Regions from separate parts of the Homo sapiens genome. Here region 1 is linked to region 2. Evidence: read pairs that join two places in POLR2A ChIA-PET (ENCODE). Cell type or tissue: Panc1. All regions are shown on one strand. Each heading gives the region's core, and the rest is flanking DNA. Links, peaks and the distances in the headings are about the cores only.

Region 1 (15,088 bases), core at 613-8,612, 99 kb after region 2:
GGGCCTTCCTGGTGCCAGCCTGATGCCAGCCTGTGAGTGCTGCTGGGAGAGGCCTCAAGAGGCTGAGGCTGGTTCAGCAGGCAGCTCTGTGGGGAATCAGTGGCCTGGGGTGATTCGCTATGACAGGTTGTTGACAGTGCAGCTTCCAGGGTTGCTCACGGTCACTGGCGGAGCAGCCCCAGCTGCTGCCTCTGAGTGAGGAAAAGAGAGAGGCGGTGGATGGCCGCCATCCACGCAGGCATGCCACATGGCCTCTGCCCACACGGTCTCAGAGCTGCTTACTGGAGGGCAGCGAGCCCAAGCCATGACACTCACGGCTGCCAACCCCAAAAGTCATTTAGCCTCAGAGCCCTTGATCAAATAAGACAGAGGCAACATCAGGACCTTCCTTCCTTCTTTCAGTTCATATTTTCTGTGTGCCTACTATGTGCTGGGGGGTGCTAGGAACACGGTGGGAGTAAAATAGACACAGCCCTGCCCTTATGGAGAGCACAGTGAGATGCATGTTAGACAGAGAACACAGACAAATATTTAATCATGGCCATGCTAACGGTTAGAAAGGAAAACAGCAAGCTGCTGTCCAGATAGTGCTCTGACCCAGGCTGAGGGCTCATCCAGGCCTAACCTGGAGGATAAGTCTTGGTTAGGTGCCCTACAAGTGGAACCTGAGGCGTGGATCTGTTGGGGTGGCAATTGGGGAGAAGCTGGGAGAGAAGCAGGACGGGGTGGGTAGAAGCAGAGAAAGAGGTGGTCCCAGCCTCAGCCCCGTGCCACAGTGGTGGCGGGGCGAGGGGGGATTGGGAACATCAACTGTCCAGGGAACAGTCCCACCCTGTGGGAGGTGGCTGGCCTTTTGTAGCCCATGGTGGGCAGCGAGGTCTGCCTGATTGTCGCCTATTACAGAGGTGACTCTAGTTTGTCCCAGGGCAATTCTCTGAGGGAGGTGTGCGGCTGCCTTCCGTGAGTGGCCAACACTCCCAGCTGCTGGTGATGCCCCTCCAGCAGGATGTGCCTTCAGGAGAGGTGAGCCAAGGGGGCATCAGCTGCATCTACTAAACAGGCAGAGAGGTCAGCATGTGCAAAGGCGAGGGAAAGTTGGGTGCAGTCAGGGAGGAGAGGAGAGCAGGTTTGGAGCAAGAGAGATGATGGGGACTGTGTCTGGAAGAAAGGCTGGGCTGGGCAGAGCTTTTCAAGGCATGGCAGAGATGCTTGATTTTATTTGGGATGCCCATGAAGGCAGTGGACGTGGGTGCATGGCCATATTGGCAATTTAACAAGAGCGCTTTGGCTTCTGAATGAAGGAAGAATTGGAGTGGGTTAGGAGACCGGGCAGAGAGACCAGCTTAGAAGTGATGTGGTCTTCAAAGGGGAGATGGGGGTGGCTTGGTCTAGCGTGGATGATGTGGGGATGGTGCAATGGGATAATTCAAGAGTTATGTAGGAGGAAGAACTTAGGAGGGGTTAGGGATGCCTATGCAGAACCCAAGAGGAGAATCCAAGTAGGAAGGTGAATGCATGTGTCTGGGGCTTGGAAGGGAGGTGAGACCTGAAAATAGATTTTTGGCATAGAGATGTCTTTGGAACCTCAGGAGTGAATGAGACCACCCAGGAGGAGAGAGTAGAGTGATCAGAGAAGATGGAGCCTTGAAGAGCTTCAATATTATCTAACAGGTGAATAAAGGATGAGGAAGCAGCAGAGGAGACTGAGGAGGGGGAGGGAGGCAGGAGGAGAAGCAGGAGAGTAGGACACCCAGCAGGGGAGGACAGAGCACTGGAGCCAGGTGAGGGCAGTGGCGGGCTGAGAGTGTGTAGAGGAAGGAAAGCTCGGCCAGGCTGCAGGGAGCCTCTAAGCACTGGAAGGGCTGGGGGAGGGTGGATCAGACAAGTAGACTTGTGCATGCAAGGCCACTGAGGTGATGCTGGAGAGTGGGAGGTGTGATGAGACAGAGATACAGAAGGGAACACTGAGGCCTTGAATGACAGGCTGTGGGGTGTGGACTTCCCCCTGTAAAGTGGGATAAACCAGATGAAATGGTCACCTTGGAGAAAGCTGGGCATTTTCCAGGAGCCCCAGGCTGGGGACAGACCATGAGCAGCTCAGAAATGATCCTGCAGGCCCGGGCTCCCGGTCCATCATGATTCCTTGGAGTACTGCCCTGCGGACGGGGCCCAGGATTAAATTCCCTTCACAGAAAGTCACTATGTGTTTGATAAACTCTTATCAGACTGTGGCTGTGGGCTTGTGCCATGTCACCCAGATCTCTAATTTCATAGTCCTGGCTCTGCCAAAGACTGGCTGTGAAACCTGGACATGTCTCTCCCCTATCTCCATCTAAACAGGGCTGCAGAAAGAGGAGGAGTCAGTCAGATGCGCTGACTCATGCCTGTAATCCCAGCACTTTTGGAGGCTGAGGTGGGAGGATTGCTCAAGACTGGCTTGGGTGACGTAGCGAGACCCCATTTCTATAAAAAATTAAAAATTAGCCAGGTGTAGTGGTGCATGCCTGTGGTCCCAGCTACTCAGGAGGCTGAGGCAGGAGGATCACTTGAGACCAAGAGGTGAAGGCTGCAGTGAACTATGATTGTGCCACTGCATTCCAGCCTGGGCAACACAGTGAGATCCTGTCTCAAAAACAAAAAAAAAGGTAAAAAGATAAAGAAAGAGGACTCGACTGGCTGCTTTCAAGCTGTTGGTTCTAGGGAAGCACTTCTGACGCTCTGTCAGTGTCTGATAAAGACTTTGTTTTTAAAAATATGTGTGTATTTTAGGTTTTTCTTGATTCAGTTATTTAGTTTTAAACCTATTTATTGCCTAAGTAATTAATGTTTGTTATAGACCAATTGAAAATACAAATAGGTGTAAGGAAGATATTTCAAATTGCTCATAATCTCACCACTTTCTGTAATAGTTTGGTATATGTCATTCCAGATATTCTCCAGTGGTGTTTTTTTTTTTTTTATTAGAGTTTGGTGGTGATTCTTTTCTCCCTGCCTCAGGGGATAGATTCATGATACCCCTTTATTGAGCCTGGCTACTCAAAGATTGGTCCAGGGACGGCTGCATTGGCAGGACCTGGGAGCTTGGTAGAGATGCAGAGTCTCAGGTCCCACCTCAGGATTGTAGAATCGGAATTCACATTTTAAACAAGATTCCTGGGTGATTCATATATGTGTATTAAAGTTTGAGAAGCACTATTCTGGAACATTAGCTTATACTTAGACTTAATTTTCTTGGACAAGAGAAAGGGAACATTTCTGAAGTTGGAACAACTAGACATCAAAAGGAGACCCTTTGACAAAACCAGATAAACTAAAAGGTTCTTTTTTTTTTTTTTTTTTTTTTTAACTCATAAGCCCACAGAAAGATGGAAAATATCTGAGGGACTTTTCATTTACTTTATTTATTCATTTATTTTAGAGATGGGGTCTTGCTGTGTTGCCCAGGCTGGAGTGCAGTGGCTATTCACAGGGGCGATCGTAGTGCAGAACAACCTTGAACTCTTGGGTGCAAGCAATCCTCCTGCCTCAACCTTCCAAGTAGCTGGGACTACAGGCGTGTGCCACTGCACCTGGCGTTTACCCCAATTATTTAAAAAGTTTCTTTTTCTTTCTTTTTTTCTTTTTTTGAGACTGAGTCTCACTCTGTTGCCTAGGCTGGAGTGCAGTGGTGCAATCTCGGCTCACTGCAAGCTCCGCCTCCTGGGTTCATGACATTCTCCTGCCTCAGCCTCCCGAGTAGCTGGGACTATAGGTGCCCGCCACCAAGCCCAGCTAATTTTTCGTATCTTTAGTAGAGACGGGGTTTCAACGTGTTAGCCAGGATGGTCTCGATCTTCTGACCTCCTGACCTCCTGATCTGCCAGCCTCGGCCTCCCAAAAAAGTATTTTTAACTATTAAAAAAGAACAGTGATAGAATGCTAGAACTTATTCCTTCTATCTAGTAATTTTGTATTCATTAACCAACTTTTTTTTGTGTTTGTTTGTTTTTTGTTTTTGTTTTTCCTGTGAAGCTTTTATTTTGGGCAGAGGGCAGGGAGCTCAGTCCTTCCTGGCAGCTGCTTTCTTCATGGCCGCCAGGACGTGGCTCAGCTCCTCTCTCTTCGTCTTGGCATAGATGTGTGTTAAGCAACCTCTTTCTATCTGCCTTCCCTATTCTTCCCAGCCTCCAGTTACTACCCTACTTCCTGCTCTAGCCTACCCTCTACTTCCATGAGATCAACTCCTTTAGCTTCCACATATGAGTGAGGGCAAAGGATTTAGCCTTTAATCCTGCAGTATTTCTCTTTCTGTGCCTGGCTTATTTCACTTAATGTCGTGTCTTCCAGGTCACCCATGTTATTTCAAACAACAGGATTTCCTTCTTTTTTTAAGGCTGAGTAGTATTCCACTGTGTATTTGCTTTATCCATTCGTCTGCTGATGGATATTTAGCTAGATAGGAGGAATACATTTTAGTGTTCTTTGGCACTGTAGGGTGACTATAGTTAATAATAATTTATTGTATATTTCAAATAGCTAGAAAAGAAGATTTTGAATGTTTTCAACACAAAGAAATAATAAATGTGTAAGGTGATGGATGTGCTAATTACTCTGATTTGATCATTACACATTGCATATATGTATCAAAATATCACTCTGTACCCCATAAATATGTATAATTATTATGTATCAATTATAAATAATTTTTAAAAAGTGATTGAAAACCTCCCACACATGCAAATATATAATAAAATTTTATACATTGGAAATGAATAACACATTGACATTTGGGTCTTCATTGATTGTAAAAAGTAAATGTTAAGAACTTTTTTTTTCTTTTTTTTTTTTTTAAGATGGAGTCTCACTCTGTCTCCTAGGCTGGAGTACAGTGGCATGATCTTGGCTCACTGCAACCTCCGCCTCCCAGGTTCAAGTGAGTCTCCTGCCTCAGCCTCCCGAGTAGCTGGGTTTACAGGCATGCACCACCACACCCAGCTAATTCTTGTATTTTCAGTAGCGACAGGGTTTCCCCATGTTGGCCAGGCTGGTCTCGAACTCCTGACCTTAGGTGATCCACCTGCCTTGGCCTCCTGAAGTGCTAGGACTACAGACGTGAGCCACTGTGCCCAGCCAAATGTTAAGAACTTTTAACGTAAAAGATAAAACACATTTGCACTAACAAGCTACTGCTTTTATTTCTCACACATAGGCATTCTGCTTAAAACTTCATTTGAAACAAGAAGCTGCTGAAAATCTTTGAAAACCACTCAGTGATAGGACTTCCAGGGGCCCTTCCACGGCTCTGTAATTCGGTTAGATAAAACATTATAATGATCAGATGTTTTTATTTTTAAAATACACATCTTTTAGCAGACCATAAAGCCACACACAGATTAGTTGAGCTTGTTGTGTGGCTGGATAAAGTCAGCTGGAACTTGATTTAGGGGAAGAACACTGAACTGGAGATCACAAAGCCTGGTTCTCATTCTTGCATTGCTTGGCCTCCATGTGACAGTCAGAAACCCATCCCTAATGAGGTTGAGCTTCAGGTGTGGCTATATCCAGGTGCTCAAATGATGTCCCCAAGATTCAGGCTTTCTCTCTCTCTGGTCTACTTCCTTCTGCCCTGGTCCCATCCTCAGACAGGCTCCATTGGCCTCTAGAAGCTCCCAGATGATATCCTCATAGATCCCAGTCCAGAAAAAAAGGGAATGTGCCTTTCCCCAGTGGCCCATCAAAAGTCACAGGGCTATGTGATTGGACTGGTTTATATCATGTACCCACCTAGAGCCTATGACCATGAAGGGGTGGGATGTGGGTGGAGGGTGGTCAAGGTGGTGGCAGAATTCAGGGACAAGTGAATCCTAGACCATGGGTCTTCTAACCCAGGAGCTTGGGAGGGAGACGAGTGCCACCTAAACCACATGGCCTAAGTAAGTTGGGATCCCTTAGAAAAATTAGGGTACTGTGACCAGAGGATTGGAGAATGGATGCTGTACCCAAAGTAACCAAGCATTAAACAAAACAAAACAAAACAAAACAAAACAAAACAAACACCTGTTTCTAAACTCAGTTTCTCTACCTGCCTTGAGAATGAGCAGGTTGTGAGGGCCCAATGAGAGGAGGAAGTAAATGATGAGCACTGTTACCTGTTACTTGGAGCCCTATTACTGAGGGGAGCCCCGAGCCCAATTACTCAGAGCCCTGTTACTTGGCGCTGACAGGAGCCCCGAGGCACCTTGCTGCTAACAAACATAACACGCTTCACAAAATGTTCACCCTGTCCCCCATGAGACTGGTCACTGATAAAGAACTGGTAGAAAGGTTCTTTCCTACAAATCCAATTCCAGTCGGCTTGGCTGATGCTTGGCCTGCTCCTCAGAGAGGCAAACATGCCCATTTGCTGGGGAAATGCAACCCAGGGGCGTTTTCTCCTCCTCTCTCTACTGTGATCTTGCCTTTCAGAGCCAGTAGGGGTTCAGACTTGGAGTTGCTGACATTGTCAGCCCCGGAAGAAAAGTTGTGAGGCTCAGCCAGATCTATTTATGCCAGATTTTACAACATCATTGAATTATTTGCACTCAGAACTGCTGATGTTCTGTTGTTATTGTTGTTTAAGTCTACACATAGGCATTTTGGAAGGCACCAATGAATGGGCATCTCTTTATAGTTTCTGAGGCAGAAAAAGGAAAAACTTTTTTCTCCCCTTTATTTAGGAGAAAAGTGAGTGGAGTGGGGAATACAGCCTTCTCCTTCCTGCCTGCCTGTCCCTCTTTCACCTGGGGTAAAATCTGCTTCTGAAAGCCTCCCCAGAGCCCGCTATGAGGAAGGAATAGCCCCTCATCTGTGCACCCTGGCTATTGACTCAGCAAGAGCTGCCATATTTCCTGGCTTCCACTCTGCTCCGCCATAAATCCACTTTCCCCACCACAGCCAGAGTGACTTTGAAATACACAGATTTCCGGGCCAGGGGCAGTGGCTCACACCTGTAATCCCAGCACTTTGGGAGGCCAAGGTAGGAGGACCAGGAGTTTGAGACCAACCTGGGCAAGATAGTGAGAACCCCATCTCTGTTAAAAACAAAACACATGGATTTTTCTGTGGGTGGTGGTACGTTACAAAAATAAAAACAAAAACATAGATTATAGATTGGATTAGGCCACATCATCGTCCTGTTCATAACCCTTTGGGGGGTCTCCCATCTCAGATCAAGCCCAAGCTTTTTTCCTAAGCCTACAAGGCTCAGTGTAACCTGACCTCGTGCTCTTCTCTGACCCCGATTTCTGCCACTGCCTACTTCTACCCACTAATCTCCAGACATAATTTGCCTAATCTTAGTCCCTTGAACATGCCACACTCTTCCTCCATGCAGGCCTTTCACACATGCTATTCCCTTATTCTGGAATGCTGTTCCCACACTCTTCATATGGCTGGCCTCTTCTCATCTCTCACCACCTCAGAAAGGCAACCCTAAACTGCTCCAACAAGTCCCCTTTTAGTTTCTGTCTTTATTTATATATATATTTTGAGATGGAGTTTTGCTTTTGTCGCCCAGGCTGGAGTTCAGGTGCGAGATCTCAGATCACTGCAACCTCCACTTCCTAGTTTCAAGGGATTCTCCTGCCCCAGCCTCCCGAGTAGCTGAGATTACAGGTGCTCACCACCACACCCAGCTAATTTTTTGTGTTTTTGGTAGAGACGGGGTTTCGCCATGTTGGCCAGGCTGGTCTTGAACTCCTGACCTCAGGTTATCCACCTGCCTCGGCCTCCCAGAGTGCTGGGATTACAGGCGTGAGCCACTGCACCCGGACCTCTTTTAGTTTCTCTTATAGCACCCTGTGGTTTTTCTGTTTCTGATAAAACACATCACATTTGCAATTCCGTATTTATTTGTCTATTGTCTGCCTTCCCATAAGACTGAGAACTTCCTGAGGGCAAGAGCTGAGTCTATTCTGTTTTGTTCACTGGCACTTGACATGTACCTAATACATTTTTGTTGCCCAAATGATTAGACGGTTGAAGTCCTCTCTTGTGGAAGGCAGGACTTCCTTCTGTGTTCTTCCTTCTGGCAGTGACTTATTTCTCCTCCCAGGAGGGGATTGGAGAGAGGAGGTTTTGTCATGCTTCCCTCTGTCCCCCTCAAGGCACTCAACATGGTATTTGGCCCACCATGGGAGCCCAGTGGAGGATGATGAATGAATTCACATTAAATATGTTCTTCCTCTTCCCCCCAACTGCACAGCCAGCTACTCCTGGGAGAGGCATAAATAGTGACCTACAGGCCGGCTGCAGTGGCCCACACCTGTAATCCCAGCACTTTGGGAGGCCTAGGTTGGTGGATTACTGGAGGCCGGGAGTTGGAGATCAGCCTGGCCAACACGGGGAAACTCTGTCTCTACTAAAAATACAAAAATTAGCCAGGCATGGTGGCACATGCCTGTAATCCCAGCTTCTTGGGACGCTGAGGCACAAGAATTGCTTGAACCCTGGAGGTGGGGGTCTCAGTGAGCCAAGATTGTGCCACTGTGCTCCAGTCTGGGCAACAGAGCAAGACCGCCTCAAACAAAAATAAGTGACCTACACCATGAGACTTTGGAGTTGTCAAGCCTTTGCAAAATCTCAAACTCTCTCTTCTACTGATGTGAGTACTGTAGTGCCTGAGAGTCCATTACAACAGAGCAAGGGCAAGGTCTAAGAATCATCTTCCAAGGTCAGCACACCTGGAAGGGGTATTGCCTGAACTGAGCCTGGTAATTTCCTCCTGGGATGGGGAGGGTGGGGAGGGTGGAGAACACAGTGACAGCGCCCCCTGCCCCAGGCTTTCACTTCACCAGATATCCATTAAGCACAGTGATTGTTAGGGTCCACAGGGACTTCAGATACAAACAAGACACAGCCCCTAACCTCAGGAGGCTCAGGGTTTGGTGGAATAGACGCGTGACTTGCCCCCTTTCTGCCGTATGACACTTTGGGCTCGTTACTTGAAAGCCTTGGCTTCCTCATCTGTAAAATGGGGTTATAAATGTACCAATCTCATTGGTGATAATTCATTGAGTTGATGCATAAAAATGCTTAGGACAGGGCCAGGCTCAATAAGGGTGAGTAGTCAGTGTTATTATCTGCCATGCCTCAGGCAAGGTACAGAGTTTCCCCAAGGCTACTTGACCTCTTCCTGTTTACCCTGCCTCCTGGCCAGCTGCCCTCTGGTGGTAACTGTGCAGAGTGGTCGCCTGCCTCTGGCACCTGTCTGATCTGCCCCGGTCCTGCTGACCCCTCCTGTGGGCCTTTTGGTTGTCTGGACTCTTGGTATGTCCCAGGCCTTCCCTTTTTGCTAGGTTTCCAAGGCTGCTCTTCTGCGTCAGCAGGTTTCTCAGGCTTTTCAGACCCAAGTGACCATCTTGGGACATAGGCAGAGAGAAGCCTTGATGTTACTAGTTATTTCTGCCCATTGGGCACCAAATAAACACTTTCTCTAGCAACAGCCTCTTGACTTCCACTTAGAGAGCCTCCTCTCCCCACATGACCTAAGCCTGCCAATGAGAGTGTCACAGCCGCGAGGGCCAGTGAGGATTGGTTCAGGGGTGAGCATGTGACCCAGGCCTGCCAGTGAGAGTATCACAGCTGCCAGGACCAATGATTGGTTCAGAGGTGGGCCTGTGACTGGAATCTGGTTAATGAGAATATCATAGCCCCTGGCTTGGTGATTGGTACAGAGGTGGGCAGGGACTGAGGCTTGGCTTTGGTGGGACCTTTCCATGAAAAGCTTGCTGAGCCAGTGGTATGTCAGTCTGGTGCTTTTGGGGCTTGAGAGGAGGCCCTGCCTGAGAATAAAGCTAATGGTGGAGAAAGCAGAGCCAAGAGCTAGTGGCCTGGTGACAGTAATTGAGTCTCTGGATCCAGCTGAGCCTGAAGTTCATCAACCTCTTACACTTTTCAATCCAAGGGTTGAATAAATTCCCCCTCTGAGTTTTGTGTACTTTGAACTGGATTTCTAGCCCTTGCAACTGAAAGAACATAGGCTGACTTGTGTGTGCATGGACACACACACACACACACACACACACACACACACACACACACACTTCATTCAGTGCCTACTGAGGAGTCCCTCTGCTTAGGGAACTGAGCACTGCCTGTTCCCAGAGCATACAGAGGTGACCAGGACAGTTCCTGACCTCAGGAGTCCCAGGAATGGGGCAACAAGTCCGACTTCTTGCTCAGATACTTTTAAGTGTGGCGGGCCCATTCTCACCAGGGCCAGCTACGTCATTTGTAGGGCTGAGTGCAAAATGAACACGTGGGGTCCTTTGTTCAAAATTATTAAGAATTTCAAGGTAGGAACTCAGAGCATTAATCCAAGTGTGAACCCCTATGTTCATGAGGGAACATATACATGAGGAAACTATCACACAAACCATTATCAAATAGGTCTAATTTAAGGTATTCTGGGGGACAAAGGCTTGGCTCCTTCAAAATAGAATCCTTGGTAGGGACCCAGGTTTGAGTAGTGCTCACCATGGCAGTAGCCTTGAGGGGAGCTGGGAATGATTGGGTGACCATACGATCTGCCTGTGGTCACCAAGGAAGGCTGTTTTGCCTGGAAGGGAAGAAAGCTCCTGGGAACAGAAATCTCAAGACCAGGCATATGGGTGGGTGGGAGCAGAGGGAGGTGGAGTTGGTTGGGATCCTTGTTTTGAAGTGGGAGGCAAACAAAGATGGGCGAGGTCCATGTTTGGTAAAAAGATGGACCAGGAGTCACAAAAGTGTCAGGGAGACCTGGTGGTCTCCTGGTTCTGCAACCAGGCAGACCTGGGGTTGAGTTCCACTTTGGCTGTTTAGTAGCTTAGCGACCTTGGGAAAGTCACTTGACCTCTCTGAGTGCAGTTTCACGGAATGGAAAATAGCAGTGATATTACCCCCAGCAGGTTTGTAGTGAGTACCTAATGGGATAGTGTCTATAAAAAAATCCTTTATAGGCTGGGCAGGAAATCGAGACCATCCTGGCTAACATGGTGAAACCCCGTCTCTACTAAAAATACAAAAAATTAGCTGGGCATGTTGGCATGCACCTGTAGTCCCAGCTACTCGGGAGGCTGAGGCAGAGAATTGCTTGAACCTGGGAGGCAAAGGTTGCAGTGAGTCGAGATCGCGCCACTGCACTCCAGCCTGGGCGACAGAGTGAGACTCCATCTCAAGAAAGAAAAAAAAAATCCTTTATAAGCTATGAAATATGACCAAAATCCATCAGTTCTAAAACTCATCTTTTTTACATTTCATATCTCTAAAATCGGGATAAATCTTATTATCCAAGGTGTGACATATTTAATTGGCAACTTTTCTTTTTCCTTGGTGGCTCATGAAATAATTTGTGTGTGTCACGATCAGTGGCATCTCATTAACAGATCTGCTGAAATGATCGTTGAAACAGCAGTCGTTGGCTTTTCCATCTCCACTGCCACCCTTGCCTGTGTTTCCAGAGAACAGAAATTAGACCTTTTCATCTGTGTCCTCTCGGAGCCTGACATAATGTCTGGCACAGGTCAGTGCTCAATTAATGCTTTAAACCAAAGTTTAAAGTGACTAGCTAAAGGGTTTTGCTGGAAGGGCTTTTGACAAGCTAAACCCAACCCTCTCACCTTCTGATTAATTGCAACTTGGGGCTGAGGCGTGGTCATTTGTGTGTCTTGTTTTCCTGGCCACCCAACTGATGCCTCTTTGTCTTATTTCTGAGAGTTGCTATGGTTCATGCTCTTCGTTTCTATAAGGTACACAGGGAACACACTTACCCCCTCATTCTTCCTGCCCCCTCCACCACTCTTAAGACTGACTCAATTAGCGTGTCACATCCCTCTGGCCTCAGTGATTGGTCCAGGGATGAACATATGACCCAATCAGAACCTTTGAGATACTATGAGATTTTTTTTTGCAGGATGTAGCAGCCCCTGACTGGGCCCCATGCATAGCCTCTTGGTATTTGCCGTTTCCATGCACACGGGCTGAACTTCCAATTGCCCGTCTTTGGGTCTATGCTTGAGTACTCTCTCAGGCTGCTGGGGCCCACTCTGTCCATGTGTGCTGCAGGGGCTAGAAGTCAGGGGGCTAATGGAGCCAAGGAGTTGCCAAGGTAGCCAGGGGAGGCAAGTGAGGTGCGTAGGGTGCAAAATTTGAGGAGTCCTAGTCCCAGCTTTGTGGCAGCCCTCAACCAATGGCTGATGGGAGCTGGTGGATAAATACCCCATTTCTCTGCGAGGTGCATGTTCTACCCTGGCCCTCACAGTTCCCCAGTGGGATTAGGCTCCGGGTGCCCACAGAGATAACTGCATGGTAACATATCTTGTATTGGCTTCCTTCTCCGTGCTGGCTCTCTTCCCCATTCCCTTACCAGTACTTCCTGTGATCACTTCCCAAGGAAACCATTTGTCCTAAAATCGTTGACTAAGGGTCTCCTTCTGAGGGAGCCCAAACCAAGACACTGGAGCCCCTGCTATTGTCTGTGGTTGAGGGCTGACGCCACTGTAGAGGCCAGCAGCTGTCTTGCCAGCTGGAGGGGCAAAGGATGGAGCCAACATGGGGGAGAGCAGAACCGGGAGATGGCAGGTGATATGATTTGACGATGCTCTGCTGCAAGGATCATGCACCACAGTTCAGAAACTTTCTAGACTTCCCCTTGAGCACTCTCTGTGCACCTATGTTTTTTCTCCTACAGCCAGCCATCTTTTCTCTTCTCTCCACTTTCTCCAAAAATGCTATTTTCCGGAACTATTCACTGCTTTCTCTCTCTCAGCTTCTGAGCCCCACTCCACTAAATTGGTCTCCTGGGATTTACCATTCAGGAAATTGTTTGCATGTGGGTAGGGACTTGTAAGGAAAAAAGTAAAAAGGGGTGTCAGTATGTTGGTATGATGGGATGTGGGGTGGGGAGTGTGGTATGTGCATATTTGTGTTTGTACTTCTTGGCACAAACCATAGGTTCATGATCATTGGTACAGCCTTATCTACTGGGAACTCACATGGGAACCCAAAAGAAATGACCGAAGGCCTTCTCCCTTCTGTCACCTCTTTCCACCTCTCAGGAACCTCGTATCTCTCTCATTTCTGCTGTTCTTACATCTCTGTTCTTTCTCTTCCTCTCTGCCTCCTTCCTCTGCTTCAACATGGCCCAAGGTGATCACCCGTAGGCAGAAACCAACTCCAGCTCAAGTTCTCCACAGAGAATCTGATAGGCTCTGCTCAACTGCCAATAAATGAGCTTTCTTGGGCCAGGCCCTATCCTTTGTCCAATCAGCTTTGGACTTGGTGTTGAGGGTGGGGCCCTGGGCAGGATGGCCAGTGAAATATCCTGGATGGCTCCTCCCATCACAGATGCCTGCTCCCAGAGCTGCAGGACAGTGTCTGGGAGGCGGGATGATGACAACGATGACTGAACACTTACTTTAAACCAGGTGTGGATCACACATTGCAGATGTTACGTGTACAGATCTTAAGTGTATAGCTCAATACTTGTATTACTTTTAATTCCCATAGCAAACCCACCATATGGACGAGATTATTATTACCCCCAATGTACGGACATGGAAACTGAGGTATGGCCACTGAAAGCATAACCAGCACTGTATTCTACCCCTGTCACCAAGTCACCTCCAGGGATAGGCATAACCCACTGTGTTCCCAGGCAGCGACAGGGAGACAAACCAGGTGATGTTAACTTCCCCAGTGCATAGGGTGCCAGGTGGAAGCCTGCCAGCCTGGCTCTCCCCTTTTGGCCATCCTTATTCTCCCCCTGGCCCCCTCCTCCTGGCCGCTTGGTACCTTCCTCTCTTTTCCCGGGCAACCCAGCCGCAGATGGAGGCAGACCCTGGGAGTCACCAAGCGGCTTTATGATGTGCAGATGGTGTTTCCGCGGAGCCCCTCGCTTTTCATGTCGGTGGCCTCTGGGAGCTGGGCCAGCCCAGATGTCCCTGATCGTGAGAAAGCCTCCCCTGGCAAGGCTGGTGCAGGATGCCAGTGACGGGGCCTCTGGCCAGTTCTGGTGTGGGTTGTCTGGTGAGGAGCTTGACTGGATGCTCGTGAGGCGGATGCCTCTGTCATTTATGTCCAGCTCTGCGAGTTCAAACGGTGCATCTGTAGAGCCAGGAATATCCCTTCTGAGTCCACAGACAAATGGATAGAGACTTTGCACAGCCAGCTTTTCAAAAGGACCCTACATTGATCTCTTTTTTCCCCCATACATGTTGTTTTATCTGACTCTCAAGCTATCTATGTGCACAGACTGCCTCTCCCATCAGAGGAGGTCCCCTCCTGTGATGGGAACAATCTCACCCCCATCAGTGATAAACTGGGCCAGGATCAGGAGGCATGTGTCTCCTCCATTAGACTAAGAGTTTGCAGTATTAGGGAAAATGGAACTCTGCTCTTTCCTCTCCAAATGGGACTTCCCCAAATCAGGAAAATGTGACCCTGCCATCAGATTGGGAGTTTTCAAGGTTGAGATCGATGAGTCTGTCTCTTTCATCAGGCTGAAAACCCTCCAGGTATGAGATGGGGGTCTCTTCCGTCTGATCAGGAGCTCCCTGAGAGTGGGGATGATGGCTGCTTTTCATCTCTCTCCTCCCAGAGTGCTCAGACAAGGCTCAGAGGATGTCGAGAGCTGAAAAGAGTCCTGCTGACCATCCTAGGGGCGGGCAAATTTCAGCCTGGACTCGGAAGACCTGCCCTTGCCCAAAGCACCTGAGGAGAGTGGGATCAGTGTCAGCCACAGCAGGTTCCAGAGAGACACAGGTGAGGAAGACTGTTGTGAGATGTATGGACCCTGGACAGAGTTTGTTTTGTGACCTGCTACATAACCCAACTTCTGGCTCTGGGCTTGGTTCCCAACAAGAGTTCAGTGATGACGAGTGAATAAATGAATGAACGAAGACCTGGTTCCTGTCCTTGAGAAACTCAACTCTTCTAAGGAAGAAATGAAGCCCACTTCTCTTGGGTGCCTCTATGTGTTGGACATAATTTTAGGTTCTCTCACGTACATCACAGAATCTTCAAAACCAGCCTAGAGGAGGTTGAAGTGAGCTGAAATTGTGCCATTGCACTCAGCCTGGGTGACAAGAGCAAG
Region 2 (15,088 bases), core at 2,448-10,447:
CTCCTTCAGGGGTCCTCCAGCATGGGGAGAAGAGGGGACCCAGCCGGCTCTGCTCTTGAGCTGTTCACTCAGCCGCCTCCCCCACCCCCTTGGCCTTGCTTTGAGCCCCTGTCTTGCTGTGGCTGGGGCCCAAGGGACGCCGGGATACCCTCTTCTCACCATCCTCCCTTTATGTCCCTGTTTCCCCCACCACCGCTGACCACTGGAAGGGTGAACCCACGACTGGGCCTGAGGGAAAGGGAAGCCAAGGGAGGTCTTTGGTGCAGGTACCCCCGTTTCCAGTTGTGTTTCCTGGCCCCAGGCTCTGCCCATTCTTGCCTCCTCCCAGGGTATCAGGACATGCTGGAGGTGACAGGGCAGAAGGAATGGCCATGACCCTCAGACACAGGCCTGTACCCTGGGGAGGAGCTCATGTCCCTGGAAGGCAGAAGGTACCTGCAGTGGGTGATGCCACCACCCGCCTTCTAGGGCCCGGATCCCTGGAGGCCGCTGGACCCAGGGCACCCTGATCGGGGTGCTTTGTCTTCCAGGCCCCAGGCTCTTCCTGCCCTCCAGGGTGCCCTTCCTGCCCCTGTAACTGGCCAGCTTTCCTCATGCTGGCCTCTGAAACAACCTAGTCACACTGCCTCGGGCGCAGCTGACTGAGATCATTGCTTCCTGGAGTCACCGACTGGCTGGGCAGGGAGAAGCCTAGCACCCTGGGATGCAGCTGCTCTGCACAGATGGGGAAACTGAGGCCCTGGGAGCTCTGCAGCCTTGGGGCTGGTGTGTCTTCCTGGTGGGAGCTATGTTGGAGTTGCAGGCCCTGCCCCATTCACAAGCACATCCCTTGGCCTCACTCATGGGAGGGATGTGGACTGGGGGCCAGTCTTGTGGGCTTGTCTTGGTCCTGCTGCTGTTCTTGGGAGTCTGGGTCTCCCTCCTCCTGGGCATCTCCTTGCTGGAGCAGGGGTCCAGGGTGCTGGTGTAGGCTGGGATGAGACCTCCTTCTGTGTGTGTGCGCATCTGGCTCCTGGGCCCCCAGGCCTGTCTCCGGTACCCCCTCTGGCTGGGAGGAGGAGCCCTTTTAAGCTGTCTGAAGGAGCTATTTTAAGGGGGGCCTGGGCTAATGGGAAGTGGCCTCTTTTGATATACCCAGACTCCCTGGAGACACTGCTCCATCCCCTGGGGGCAGGGACCAGCACTTCTGTATCCCTTTGTCAGGCTCAGCTCTCCTGGGCATGGGTACAAGAGCAGAGCTGCCCTTTGGGGGCAGGCAGGAAGTGAGGCTGAGACCCTGGTACTGAAGTGTGTCCCCAGTGCCTGTTTATGTCACGATTTCTCAGGCTGCTCACCCTGGTGTCTGGAGCTGACTGGGGTGGCCCTGGGTGATGGTACTTGCTGTGTGCCCACATCTACGTGAAGCCCCTGAGAACTGGTATTGTTACCAGTCCATTCTGTGGGTTAGGAAACTGAGGCCCAGAGAGGTTCAGGAACATGCCCAAGGTCACACAGCTCCTCCAAGGTGGAGCTGAGATTCACGGCCTGCTGTTGGATCTCAGAGCTTGTGCTCCCAACCACCATGCTTTCCTGCCTTCCCCTTCTGCCCTGCCCTGGCATTTCTTTTCCTCACTTGGCTCATTTATGACAATCTGCCCTCCTCCTGGCATGAGCTCCTCAGGGGACCCATGCCTGTCCTGTGTGTTGTAGCAGCAGCAGTGCCTGCACCTGCTGCAGGCAGGAGCTCAGTGGCACTTGGCAGATGGGGGTCTGGTGGCACCAACATGTGGCCTCTTTCCTGGTGGCAGGATGGGCCCCTTTCCATGTGCAATGGGGGTTTATGAGGTTTTATAGCTATGAGGTCACGTCACTGCTAGAATAGGCCATGGAGCGAAGAGAAGGGTTTCATCCCCATTGCTCAGGTGAGAAACTGAGTCCTGAGAGGCAGGTCACCTGCCAGAGCTCATGCAGTTGGGACTGGGGATTCCAGGGTTGGGGCCCAGTCCTTAGCTGCCAGTTCAGTGCTGGCTGTACCCCCCAGTCTGTGGAGTATGGGGTTTGATGTCCCTGTGTACCAGGCAGGGTTAGATCCTGGGAGCTGGGTAGTGCATGGCTGGACGTGCAGCCAGGTAGTGACAGGTCAGGGTAGCCTGTGCTTCTGTGGGAGGTGCAGGCCCTGGGGAAGCTAAGGAACAAGGCCAGACTGGGAGGGGACCAGGCAGCCTTCCTGGAAGAGGTGGCAGCTCAGGTTGGCCCTGAAGGGCGGGCAGGAGTTCGCCAGGCAGAAGGCATTTGGAGGTGAGGAGGTGGGCGTGTTTTTAGATTGCCGGAGCTGGAGATGAAAGGGTGGGGCTTGTTTGGGGAACCGAAATCAGCCAAATCACGCAGCCACAGAGGAGGCCAGGGAAGCTCTAGAGGCGTTTTTTGGCCAAGGGGTGAGCAGAGATCGGGCTTGGTGTTTTGGGGGGTCCTGGGTAGGTGTGGGAGGCCTCGTTTCGGGGGCCACGGGGCTCCTGTGGCGTGAGACTCCATCACAGTGACCTCCTGTGCCCAATAGCTCCGTAAGGGCAGGGTTTGTGGAAGGAAGGAGTGAGTGACCGGGAATGGGGTCTTGGGCTCCAGGGACAGCCATGGCGAGGGCTCTTCTGTGTGGGTGCAGGTCCGGAAGCTGGGGCTGTGGTTGGTGGGGGAGGCTGGGTGGGGCTGCTTCCCCTGCAGAAGGGCTCTTCCGGGCTCTTGGCGCGGTTTCACGAGGCAGTCCCCTCTGTGTCTCTCGTGCCCCCTAGGCCTGGATCGGGTTCTCAGGAAGCCTCGGGGAAGTGAGGGTCTTAGCGCCTTGGTTTGGGGCTGGGCACTTTGCGAGCTGGTGTCATGGAGGCCAAACTGGGGGCCTCCGGGCCAGGTGGTGGCTTCAGGCTTGCTGTTGGGACAGGAGGCCAGGCTAGGCAGTGACGCCTCACTGAGCTCCATGGGTGGCACGCTGAGCTCTGGGTGGGAGAGGCCTCTCCCACTGACCTCTCTGTGACTGGCTTCTCTGCTGGTCTGAGTGGGAAGGGCCCTCAGAGACCCTGGAGGCCTTTCCTGCCCTGGAGGAGTCAGGCCCAGAGAGGGTGAAGAATTGCCCGAGTCACACAGCTGGTGACAGGGAGAGCTGGGACTGTACCTTACATCACCTGACATTCAGCCCAGGGCTCTATTCCCTGCACTGTGGCAGATGGGGAAACTGAGGCAGGTGGGCCACTCCTCTGCATTCCATGGGAGAGGCAGGAAATTCGACAGGAGCCCTTTGCCGGGTTGGCACTTGGAGCTGTTTTCCTGCTTGCTTTTCCCCAGGGCAAGGTGCTTCCCAGCTGAAAACTGCCTAGGGAGGGTGCTGTTGAGACCGTGAGCACCTGAGAGCCCTGGTCTTTCACTCAGGCCTCTCCTCTCACCTCCACCTGGGAGGCTAAGCTCAGGGTAGGTGTCCTGGCCCACAGGCAGGTGCATGGGCTGGTCCCGCCAGCACCTGCAACCTTCTTGTGCGCAGCTAGCCCAACCTGGGGTCAGGTGGAGGTGGGTAAGTGGGGCCCCCAGCATTAAAGAGCTTCATAGGCTGTCAATTAAGGGGAGGCTAGTGGGCTCTACAGGCCACAGCTACCCAGGGAGCCTTCTTAGGGGAGGAGTTCCTAGGTGGGTCTCAGAGACTCCAAAGTCAGCATTTCCCAAAGGAGGTTCATTAGGGATTCAGTGCAAAAAGAGTCTCATTAACAAAAGGATGGGGAAATGTTCAGCTGTGTTTAATTCAGCAGGCTTCTTTCCTGCAGGACTTGTCAGAGCCTTTAATTTGCTAATGTGTATGGGGGATCTTTAAATGGGGAAGAGGAGAATGTTGAGCTCAGCACCACCTGTGACCAGAAATGGCTGTGGATGTGTGTGGCTGCGCATATGTAGCTTTTCATGTTCCTGCTTTTGGGCAGAATGCACCTCAGGAAATGCAGATAGAGAGTTAATCTGCACTGGGCCTTGGAGAGGGGCAGGCCTGGGTTCGAATCCTAGCTCCACTGTTTCCTAGCAGGTGGGCTTTGGGCTTGGAGGTTAAGGTCCCAGAGTCAGTTGCCCTGGCTAGAAATGGAGCGAGAGCACCCCCGCCCACCACCCTTGGGTAGCCCAGCCCATTCATGGTTCTCTGCAGGTTCTCAGAGGAGACAGCCAGCCAGGTGGTTTTTGGCCCAGTTTGTCTCCCGGCTGGGCTCAGAGGTCGCAGAGCTTGTCTTGAGGCCTGGGTACTGTGCCGTCTCCTGCCAGCAAGCCTGGAAGGCTTGGGCCGAGGACCCGACTCTGCCTGGGATGTCACCTGTGAGCTCCCTCCAGCTCAGACCAATATCACCACCTCCCTCTGACCTGGGTTGGGTGGGACGGCTGCTCCCTTGAGGCCCAACTAGGCCCTACATGGAGGGGTCAGCCCACACTGCCACTCATGGCCCTGGAAAGCCGGCCTGAGTTGCTGACCAATGTTCTCTCTACCTCCCAGAGGCTGGGCACTCACAGACCAGAGTAGGGGCCGGGCCTCCTCACCCCCAGTGCTGCTGGCTCATGGCAGGGTTGAGGGGTGGGGACAGGTGCCGGGCCCTCTCACTTCTGCACCCCATGGCCCTTTCTGACATCTTGGTGATGCATGCCATCTAGACTGGGGCATTTTGCGCCAGGGGTGGCTCAGTACACTGCTTGCATCACCCCCAACTGAATCCTTTCAAAATCCTGTGGGGTAGGACTGTTATTCTCCTTTTGTTAAAATGAGGAAACTGAGGCACAGAGAGTCTGTTGGGTCATGTAATGTATTATTTGTTTTAATATTTAATTTATGAATGAGTGAGATGGAGTCTTGCTCTGTTTCTCAGGCTGGAATGTGGTGGCACAATCATCACTTGCTGCAGCCTTAACCTGAACTCAGGAGGTCCTCCTGCCTCAGCCTCCCAAGTTTGCTGGCTCTACAGGCATGTACCACTGTGCCTGGCTTAGTTTTAAAATTTTTTTAGAGATAGCATCTCACTACGTTGCCCAGGCTGATCTTGAACTTTTGGTCTTAAGCAGTCCTCCTGCCTCGGCCTCCTGAATAGCTGACATCACAGGCATGAGCCAATGTACCTGGCTAGGTCATGCAATTTAGGTGTGATGGGCCTGGGATTCATTTTTCCTATTACACATTTTTTTTTTTTTAGTCACATAAGCAACACACTGACAATAGGAATAGAAACTGAAAATGAGAAGTGGGATTTATCCACTCTGTGAAATCAAGAGTTTTGGTTTTTCTGTGTCCTGGTTCCATCCTTATTTGTTCCAGGCATTGCCATGTGGATTTTTCACAGGATACCCTGTGACGTTAGTTTCAAGTGGCCTCAGGCTTTTTGACAGCTGCATAGTATTCCATTGTAAGGTTGTATCATAATTTATTTCACCAGTTCGTGACTGATAGGTATATTATTTTCAATCTTTTGTTATTACAAATAATGCTTCAATGACTAATCTTGTACTTATGTCATTTCATACTTGTGACAATGTTTGTACGATACATTACTCAAAGTGGATTTGGTAGGTCAAAAAGCAAATATGTCCTTCAGTGACTTTGTTAGGTATTATTAAACTACCTTCACTGGGGGTTGTACTGACTCACATTCCTGCCCAGGAGGGAATGTGAGTGACTGTTTCCAACACAGACTTATGAGACTTATGAAATGCTTTGATCTTTGCCCATCAGATAGGTAAAAATGGTTTTCCATGGTAGTTTTGTTTTTGTTTTAAAGATGGGGATTTTGCTATGTTACCCAGGCTAGACTCAAACTTCTGGGCTCAAGTGATCCGCCTGCCTCAGCCTCCCAAGTAGCTGGGACTATAGGTGCATCCCATTGTGCCTGGCTACCATGGTAGGTTTTTTTTTTTTTTTTTTTTGAGGCGGAGTCTTGCTCTGTCACCCAGGCTGGAGTGCAGTGGCACAATTTCAGCTCACTGCAAGCTCTGCCTCCCAGTTTCACGCCATTATCCTGCCTCAGCCTCCTGAGTAGCTGGGACTACAGGCACCCGCCACCACGCCCAGCTAATTTTTTGTATTTTTAGTAGAGATGGGGTTTCACCGTGTTAGCCAGGATGGTCTCGATCTCCTGACCTCATGATCCGCCCACCTCGGCCTCCCAAAGTGCTGGGATTACAGGCTTGAGCCACTGCGCCCGGCCTACCATGGTAGTTTTAATTTGTGTTTCATTACGAGTGTGGTTAGCTTCCTTCCAAATGCTGTGGGTTGGTTGTGGGTTGCTTTTTTTTTTGAGACAGAGCTTCACTCTGTCACCGAGGCTGGTTTACAGGCATGATCTTGGCTCACTGCAATCTCTGCCTCCTGAGTTCAAGCGATTCTCGTGCCCCAGCCTCCCAAGTAGCTGGGATTATAAGCATGCACCTCCACACCTGGCTAGTTTTTGTATTTTTTAATAGAAATGGGGTTTCACCATGTTGCTCAGGCTGGTCTCGAACTCCTGGCCTCATGTGATCTGCCTGACTCAGCCTACCTAAGTGCCAAGATTACAGGCGTGAGCCACCATGCCTGGCCCTTCCAAATGTTTAACAGTCATTTAGATTGCCTTTTCTATGAACTTTCTCTTCCTAGTCTTCTCCCATTTTTCTATTGGGCTATTGGTCTTCTTTTTTATTTGTGGGAGCTCTTTACATATGAAGGAGATTAGCTCCTTGTGATATGAATCACAAATGTTCCCCTAATCTGTCACGTGTCTTTTGATTGTGCTTTTGGTAATTTTTACCATGTATATTTTGTTTTTTCATGTAACTGAACTTATCAGTCTCTTCTTTATGGCTTTTGGGTTTTGTGTCAGGATAAAAAGGCCATATTCACTACAGCATCATATGAGAATTCTCCCATAGTTTCTTGCTCTCTTTGGAAATAATCCTGGTATAAGTTGTGAATCCAGCTTGCTTGCTGTCTTGTGGATGCTGCCTTTCTAAACAGAATACTAGCAGCCTAAGAGTTAAGACTCAAATGCACATCTTTCCTGTCCCCTTCAGGACAGTGGTTACTCTGGGTTGCATCTGTCCATGGGCCCGTGAAATGGATCTCTCTCTCTCTCTCTTTTTTTTTTTTTTTTTGGCAGAGCCTCACTCTGTTGCCCAGGCTGGAGTACAGTGGTGCAATCCCATCTCACTGCAACCTCTGCCTCCCGAGTTCAAGTGATTCTCATGCCTCAGCCTCGCGAGTAGCTGGGACTATAGGCACGCACCACCACCTTGGGCTCATTTTTCTATTTTTAGTGGAGACAGGGTTTCACCATGTTGGCCAGGCTGGTCTCGAACTCCTGGCCTCAAGCTATCCACCTGCCTTGGCCTCCCAAAGTGCTGGGATTACAGGTGTGAGCCACCGTGCCAGGTCTATGGAGCTCTTCTTGTACCTCCCAGCCCCATTCATGTCTTGCTGTCACTGCTGGACCCACTGTCAGGGTGGGGCCCTAGGCAATGTGGGAAGTCAGCCAGCACCCTCTTGTCCTGGGCAGGACGAGAACCACGTGAGGTCCCCCATGGCCAGCTGGACTTCCCCTTTCTGTTCTTCCTTATCAAGGGAAAAGGGATCAGAAATCTGTTAAATGTGGGCGTGAAAGTGTTTCCCTTCTGAAGGGGGAAGCTAGTGAGGGCAGTGCTTAAAGAAATGAATCACTAATTGAATTTCAAGCAAGAGTGAGGAAAAAGTAGGGCTATTTCTCCAACAGGGGAGCCTGGTTGATTGCTTAGTCAGTTGATAAACACTGTTGCCTGAACACCCGCTGTGTGCAGAGACCTAGCAGATACCCTGGTTGGGGCAGTGCTAAGGATTCTGCCTTCTGGGAGCTCATTTCCTGAGCAGAATTCCCTCTTGGTACCTGGCCTGGCACCTGGTGCACAGAAGGCATGAGTGCACATCTGCTGAAGGTATGCATGGACGAACTCTCCCTGGGCAGTCACTAACTAGCATTAGAATGGGCATGAGACATAGTGGACCTGGATTCATTATCATTGGCAGCTGGAGCCTTGGGGGTGCATTTTAAAGGGGAGATTGATCAGGGTAATGCTTAACCAAATGAATGAAGTGGAGGGGAGGATTTCAGGAACAAAGAACACTTTTTTTTTCCTTTTTTTGTTGTGTCTCTGGCAGTTTTTGGTAACAAGATGATGCTGGCCTCATAGAATGAGTTAGGGAGGAGTCCCTCTTCCTCAATTTTTTTGAATAGTTTCTGTGGGAATGGTACTAGCTCTTCTTCGTATATCTGGTAGAATTCAGCTGTGAATCCATCAGGTCCTGGCCTTTTATTGGTAGGCTATTTATTACTAATTCAATTTAGGAGCTCATTATTGATCTGTTCAGGGAATCAGTTTCTTCCTGGCTCAGTCATGGGAGGATTGTGTGTCCAGGAATTTATCCATCTCTTAGGTTTTCTAGTTTTTGTGTGTAGAGGTGTTTGTAGTAGTTTCTGATGGTTGTTTTTTATTTCTGTGGGGTCATTAGTAACATTCCTGTAGTCATTTCTAATTGTGTTTATCTGGATCTTTTCTCTTTTCTTCTTTATTAGTTTAGCTAGTGGCCTATTTTATTAATTTTTTCAAAAAAAAAAAAAACAACTCCTGGATTCGTTGATCTTTTGAATGGTTTTTTGTGTCTTGATTTTCTTCAGTTCAGCTCTGATTTTTGTCATTTCTTGTCTTCTGCTAGGCTTGGGGTTGATTTGTTTTTGCTTCTCTAGTTCTTTCAGTTGTGAAGTTAGGTTGTTAATTTGAGATCTTTCTAAGTTTTTGATTCGGACATTTAGTGCTATGAATTTCCCTCTTAACACTACCCTAGCTGTGTCCCAAAGAATCAAAGAACAACTTTCTACCCATCCCTAGAAGTAGCTCTCTGGGGCCAGGTGAGAACATCAGCCTTTTCCCTCAGTTTTTCTCCAGTTGCCTATCCTTTTCATTAACTGATTCAGCCTCCACCCCCAGCCCAGTCCCAACTAGGCCAGAGCTGGCCTCAGAGGTCTGACACAGCCCCTCCTTTGCAAGAGGGGAAACTAAGGCACAGGTCAGGCAAGAGACTTGTTTAGGGTCACAGAGCAGGTTGGTGGCTAAGCTGGGACTGGAATGCAGGTTTCTGGTCCCCAAGACTGATCAGCAGCCTGTGCCCTGGGAGTGGGAACAAAGTCAGCCTGGGGGTGCTTGGGGGCTATGGAGGGGGAGCAGGGTTGGCTGGGGGCTCATGCCGTTGGGGAATTTCAGTCTTTGCCCCTGCTCGGCAACTTTGCAGGCTGTTAGGAGATGCGGTGGGGGGCCTGCCCACTCTGCACCTGCCTCTCCCTGGACCCCATGGTTGGGCTCTGACCCTGCAGGGCTTCCTCTGACACTAAGCGTGCCTTCTTGGCCATTTGCCAATTTGTCTTGCAAGCTTGGCCTGTTGGACATCATGACCTGTGCAGACAACCTGGTTATCAGCACCCCCAGTTTACTGATGAGGAAACTGAGGCCAGAGTGTGCAGGCGACTGCTATTCACAGGCCATTGGTAGCAGAGCTGGGATTGGGTGCAGGCATCCTCCCAGAGGCCAAGCGTAGCTGGGAGAGGTGTGCTGTGGCAGGTAAGGCAGGTGCGGCAGGTGCAGCAGGTGCTTCCCGATCTTGAGGGAGGCCCTTTCTTCATCTGCCCTCATCCTTTGGCTGTGGCGCCCTCCTCCCTCACCCATGCCACTCTGCGTGCTTCCCCACCCTGGGCCTGGTGCAGGATTCTGGCTGGCTACCCTGCTCGGCCATTCACGTCACAGGTGTTTGCCAGGACCAGCTGCGGGACACACACACACAGATCCCACCACGACAGTTTGGCAAGTCAGGGGCCGGGATATTGGACCCACACTGGGAAGGCCTCTTGGTACGGGAGGTGCCTGGGAGAGCAGGGCATGGGGGCCACAGGGCTCTGGGGACAGAGAGGGCTGGGCTTGGGGGGATGGGACCTTGAATACCAGCAACATTGAATCCCTGGGTCCCACGAGGTTTACTGGGGGCCTCTTAGGTCAGGCTTGCACTGGGCAGAGCAGCTGCTGGCTTCATGGAGCTCAGGGTCTCTTGAGAGAGTTCGCGTTAATATGAGATTCCCTTGGCAAATGAAAAATCTGCCTGAGACCCAGCCTACCAGGGGAGCCGAGAGCCGGCAGGACCGGGGGCGCGAGACGGAGCATGCAGGTTTTTTGTCTGGAGCTGCGTGGCGTCCCAGGCAGGGTGTGGGCCCAGGGGCCTGAGCGGGGCCTCTTCCCTGGAGGCTTCCATGCCCCCCTCACTCCAAGGTCCCCACTTCCCCTTTTTGAGGCCAACAGGGCCCCAAAGCAGCCCTGAGCCTGCTGAGGCTCGGCCGGAGGAAGCCAGGCTGTGGTTTCTGCCAACAGTGGCCGGGTGAGGAAGTGGGTGTCCTGTCTGCATCTGTGAAAGCTGGGGGTTTCTAGAACATACTCCCTGCAAGGGCTGTGGTTGTGCTGGGGACGCTGCCAGATCAGCTGGACTGGGGAAGGATTTTCCGAGCACCCAGGGACCTGGCCCTGCAGTTGCAGTATGGAGTCCCAGCCTCTTGCTTCCAGCAGGTCTTCTGGCTGGAGAACCTGGACCCAGCCAGCCAGTATTTGATAAGGAGACCACAGTCCTGCCTTAGTTGCAGGGAAGGGATAAGGGAGTGTGTGTGGGGTTGCTCAGCAGGCTTCCTGGAGGAGGAGGCCCTCCTGGAGTTCGCTGGCCTGAACTTGCTCCTGCAAGGCAGAGGGAAGTAATTCGATGGGGTCCCCTGAGCTCCCCACCTCTTGGTCATAGCTCTGTCCTGGGCCTTGTTTGTAGGGAAGAGGTTGGTGTTTTGGGATATTATGGGATTTCTGGATGCCAGCCCCATGAGGGTGATAGGGACCCCGGATATCCTGTGTTTAAATCCCAGCTTTTTTTTTTTTTCCAGACAGGATTCTCTATCACCCAGGCAGGAGTGCAGTGGCATGATCATAGTTCAGTGAATGTAGCCTTGACCTCCTGGGTTCAAGCAATTCTCCTGCCTCAGCCTCTCAAGTAGCTTGGACTACAAGTGTATGCCACCAAGCCTGGCTAATTAAAAAAAAAATAAACAACTTTTTATAGCGATGGGGTCTCATTATATTGCCCAGGCTGGTCTTAAACTCCTGAACTCCTGGCTGGGGCTGGGCTGTGGAGCCTGGAAAGTGTGATGGAGGGATGAGCGGGGCTGTCCCCTCCAAGACCCAGCTCCTTTCTGGAGGACTGGCTGTGTCTGCAGGGGCACACTCTTACCTCTGTGCTGACTGAGACCCTTCCAGTTGACTCTGAACCCACTGAGGGGCCACGGGTGCTTGTTAGACGCAACAAACTGGGTCCAGAAGCCTGATGTGGACTTTGAGACTCTTGGTTGCGAGTGACAGAAGCTCAAACTGGCTGAAGCTGAAAGGGGCATTGCTTGTCCCATGTGGTTAAATATCTAGAGGTTGCGTAAGCTTCAGGCACAGCTGGCTCCTGTGACCCCAGGAGGTGTTGCCAGGCCCCTGTCTTGTGCCAGTTCTCCATGTTGGTGTCAGTTTCAGGTGGGCTCTCTCCTTGTGGTGGCTCGGGTGTCTGCTGACAGTGTCAGGTCACCGACAAAAGAGAACGCCTCTTTCCCTGGGTCAGCAGAAGTCCAAAGAGAGCCTTCACTTCCCAGGCCTGTGGCATTAGGGCTTGAGAGGGACTTTGCTGATTGGCCACACTGGGGTCATGTGGCCCATGAACCAGGGTACTGAGGGTCGGGAGAAGGGACATTGCACAGCAGAAGCATGAAATACCCTCCTCCCATGTGGACACCTTCCCCACAGGGGAGTCCCCTCTTCTTTAAAATGGGGCTGCTCACCCTGCTCTACCACTGGGGTGGTCGTGAGGTGAGAGTAAGTAAGGGACCCCCTGGGACTGCAGTCTCCTCAGGAAGAGGGGACGTGATACCTCTGCTCTTGGTGGCTTTGGAGTTCAGACAGGACCCATGCGGTGTGGGTGAGGGAGTGACAGGGAGGCAGGGCTTGCCTTGAGCTAAGGGAGGACTCAGGGCCAGAAAAAGTGCCCAGTGATGGAGGAGACTGCCCTGAGAGGTGGTGAGCCCCCCCGTCATGGAGGTGTGCAAGCTAACAGCAGGGTCATTCAATCCGGGAGCCCTGGATTGGATGTGTCTCAGACATGGCAGAAGGATTCCTTTATCCAGGGCCTTGTGGGGAGGCCCTCCCTGTTGCCAACTGAGTCGAGGGCTGGTGGAAGAACTGGTGATTGGACAGGAGGCCTTGAAAACTTCCCGGGCAGGGGGTGCCTCTGGGTCTGGCTTTGGCGGGGTGGCTCCTAGGGAGGAGCTGGCCTGGGGACATGCCACTGGTGGTGGGTTCCTGGGCCCCCTCTGGAGATGTGATCAGTGAGTTCATTCCCCCCAGGCCTCACGGTGCCCGGCTTGTTCCAGGAGCTGGCCAAGGTCCCTGGATGGGCTGAAGTCCTTGTGCCCATGTTGTCCACTGTCCACCTGCGCCTGCCTGCCGTTGCCCAGAAAGTGGCCTAATGAGTTCCTTGAGAGGCGTGTTTACCAGGCCTGTGTTCCCACGGGCCCTTGGGACTCTCTCAGCTGGTTCCTCCCTTTCCTCGTGGTGGCCCAGCCTGGCTTTGTGTGCCTGGAGCGGGTGTGTCCACACACTCTCACACTTGCACTTTCATGCACGTGTCTGGCCGCCTCAGCTCTGGTCTGGGGGCTTTGCCTGGGAGATGGAGCAGTTGTGGGGAGTGGCCTCAGCCCTCTGGTGTTTGGAGCTTCTCAGCCTGGCTGTCCTGGTGCACTGGTGTTTGGCAGCAGGCCAGGGGTCAGGTGGGTTTGCTGTTTGTGTGCTGTGGCATCTGGCTCAGTCCCCCGGGATGTCAGTGGGCAAGCCTGGGCTGAGGAGCCCTGGTTTGGGAGCTGGCAGACCTGGGTTTGCATCCCAGCCTATCTGTCCACCAGCTCCAGCAGTGTGATCTTAGGCAACCACTCTGCCTCTCTGGGCTCAGTTCTGCATCTGTGAGACGGTGGTGCCACCTTGGCCTTTGCCGGTTGTGAAGATGAGAGTGAATGTGTGTGCAGGTGCCGGGGGTGACAGGAACTGCTGCTGTTATTACTGCAAAGGGCTATTTTGGGGTGGGGGGTGCTGAATTGAATGTATCTCAGGCAGGGACCTTATCTTGTTTGGCAACCCCCACAGCACAGGGTTGGATGTATATGGTTAGCACACAGTAAATGCCTCTTGTGGAATACAGACTGATTAGTTTAGATTTAGAGGTTGTAAACTAGTGGGCTGCAAATATTGAAAAATTTGAAATCAGCTGCCAACATTTAAAAATCATCATTTCACGTAGAAATCAGATTTGTAGCCTGTCTGAGCACTTTGGGCACTTTGACAGCTCTTGGCCACATCCCTGAAGGGTTGCCCCTCGTTGAACAGGTGCCAAGGCCTGTAGACACCTGCCCAGGCACTGAAGGGGATGGGGCCCCCAGCAAATGACCCCTTCCTCCTTCCCCAAATATGTGGTTTTACCATTTTGTTCCTGGTGTGTGGTGATGGAATAGGAACTTCCAGAGGAAATAGAGCCTGAGGTGGCTCCTGGAATTGAGGTGGCCCCAGGGATCTCATACTAGCAGGTGCTGGTTGGGGACTTGGGGACCCTGGATATCCTGCTTTTTGCCTTTGGGGGCTGGGGGCTCACCTGGCCATCTTCCCTCCGCTGGACCAGCTGTCCTTTGAAGCTTCTGCTGGCGGCTGGCCATTTGTGCCCTGTGACTGCTCTGAGCTGTCCCGTGTCTCACAGCCTCCCTGCCCTCTGCCTCTGGCCCTGTCCTGGTTCCAATCTGAGGCAGGCCTGGAGGACACTGGGGGCGTGGACTCTTGGTCCAGGGTTGCCCCCTTCATGCAAGGTTCCTGCTGGGAATATGGCAGCTGTCCCCAAGTCCCCATTGCTGTGTGAGGGATTGCACAATTTTGGTAATTTTCCTACCTTTGGAGACTGATGGGGATCCCTGGGGAGAGAGAGCCCAGACTAGCACACAGGAGATATAAGGGCTGGCAGGCGTAGGTGTGATTCACAAGCCTTTTTGGAATCAATGAATATGCTAAGGAATGAATGGTGCTGGGGAAAGAAGGAACCCATATGGGCTGAGCATGGCAAGTGTGGGGTCAGCTCACAGTGTTGTCACAAAGGGGCCACTGTGTCCCTCTCTGAGACTCAGCTCCCTTTTCTGTGAAGCACGGCTTGCAGACATCTGAAATTTGTATCAGTGGGCTATTTAAAAAAATAAACAAGATTTTTGCTGGGTACAGTGCCTGAAAGCTTAACACTTCGGAGGCTGAGGAGGGTAGATTGCTTGAGCTTAGGAGTTCAAGACTAGCCTGGGCAACATGGCAAAACCCCATCTCTACAAAAAATACATGGCCTACTGCAGCCTAAGTCTCCCCAGGCTCAGGTAATTCTCCCACCTTAGCCTCCTGCATAGCTGAGGTCCCAGCTACGCAGGAGTCTGAGGTGGGAGGATTGCCTGAGCCCTGGGAGGTTGAGGCTGCAGCGGGCTATGATCACACCACTTCACTCCAGCCTGGGTGACAGAGTGAGACCCCATCTCAAAAAAAAAAAAAAAAAGAGAGAAAGAAAATGCAGTTTTATGTGGAGCTTACTGTAACACAGATGCAGGGGGCTACCCTGGCTGAAGCAGGCATGGGGGCCTGAGCCTATGCCCCCCCACCTTCCCTTCCCATTGGGGGCCTGATGCATGTCCCCAAATCTCAGGGCTCCTAGGATCACAGCTTGGAACCCTCTGTGCCTGGAGGCATGAGACTCACTGGAAAATGAAGTGAATGTGGTGATTGCACCAGGACCATGGGGACAGAGCAGAGCCTGGAAACAGACACCATCTGTGTGTGATCACCTGACTTATGACAGAGGTGGCTCCACTGAAATTCAGAGAGAGGATGGCCGGTTCACTGAACACTGCTGGGATAATTCAATATCCATATGGAAAAAAGAAGTGAACCTTGATCCCTACCTCACACCATACCCAGAGTGAAT

The links. Peaks named below come from ENCODE experiments on the same cell type or tissue, not always from the same donor. Only the 100,000 strongest peaks of a DNase experiment are listed, where the experiment ranks them.
Region 1: POLR2A ChIA-PET joins it to region 2 with 10 read pairs; 4 of 35 experiments call an interaction of 5 or more read pairs at or near these places.

Annotation. Positions count from the first base shown.
Region 1 is chr16:50,373,081-50,388,168 of GRCh38, forward strand. No RefSeq gene overlaps it. Among named protein-coding and RNA genes, the nearest start is that of BRD7, 12 kb to the left of the region's middle. RefSeq lists a silencer at 1,658-1,952. In Panc1, for the core only: CTCF peaks have their summits at 1,773 (motif pointing right) and 1,983; no DNase peak of the experiment used is centred there.
Region 2 is chr16:50,271,785-50,286,872 of GRCh38, forward strand. All of the region lies in intron 1 of ADCY7 (adenylate cyclase 7), which reads left to right. Among named protein-coding and RNA genes, the nearest start is that of ADCY7, 13 kb to the left of the region's middle. RefSeq lists enhancers at 1-351, 352-1,186, 2,598-2,667, 12,150-12,651. In Panc1, for the core only: no CTCF peak of the experiment used is centred there; a DNase peak (open chromatin) is centred at 5,577.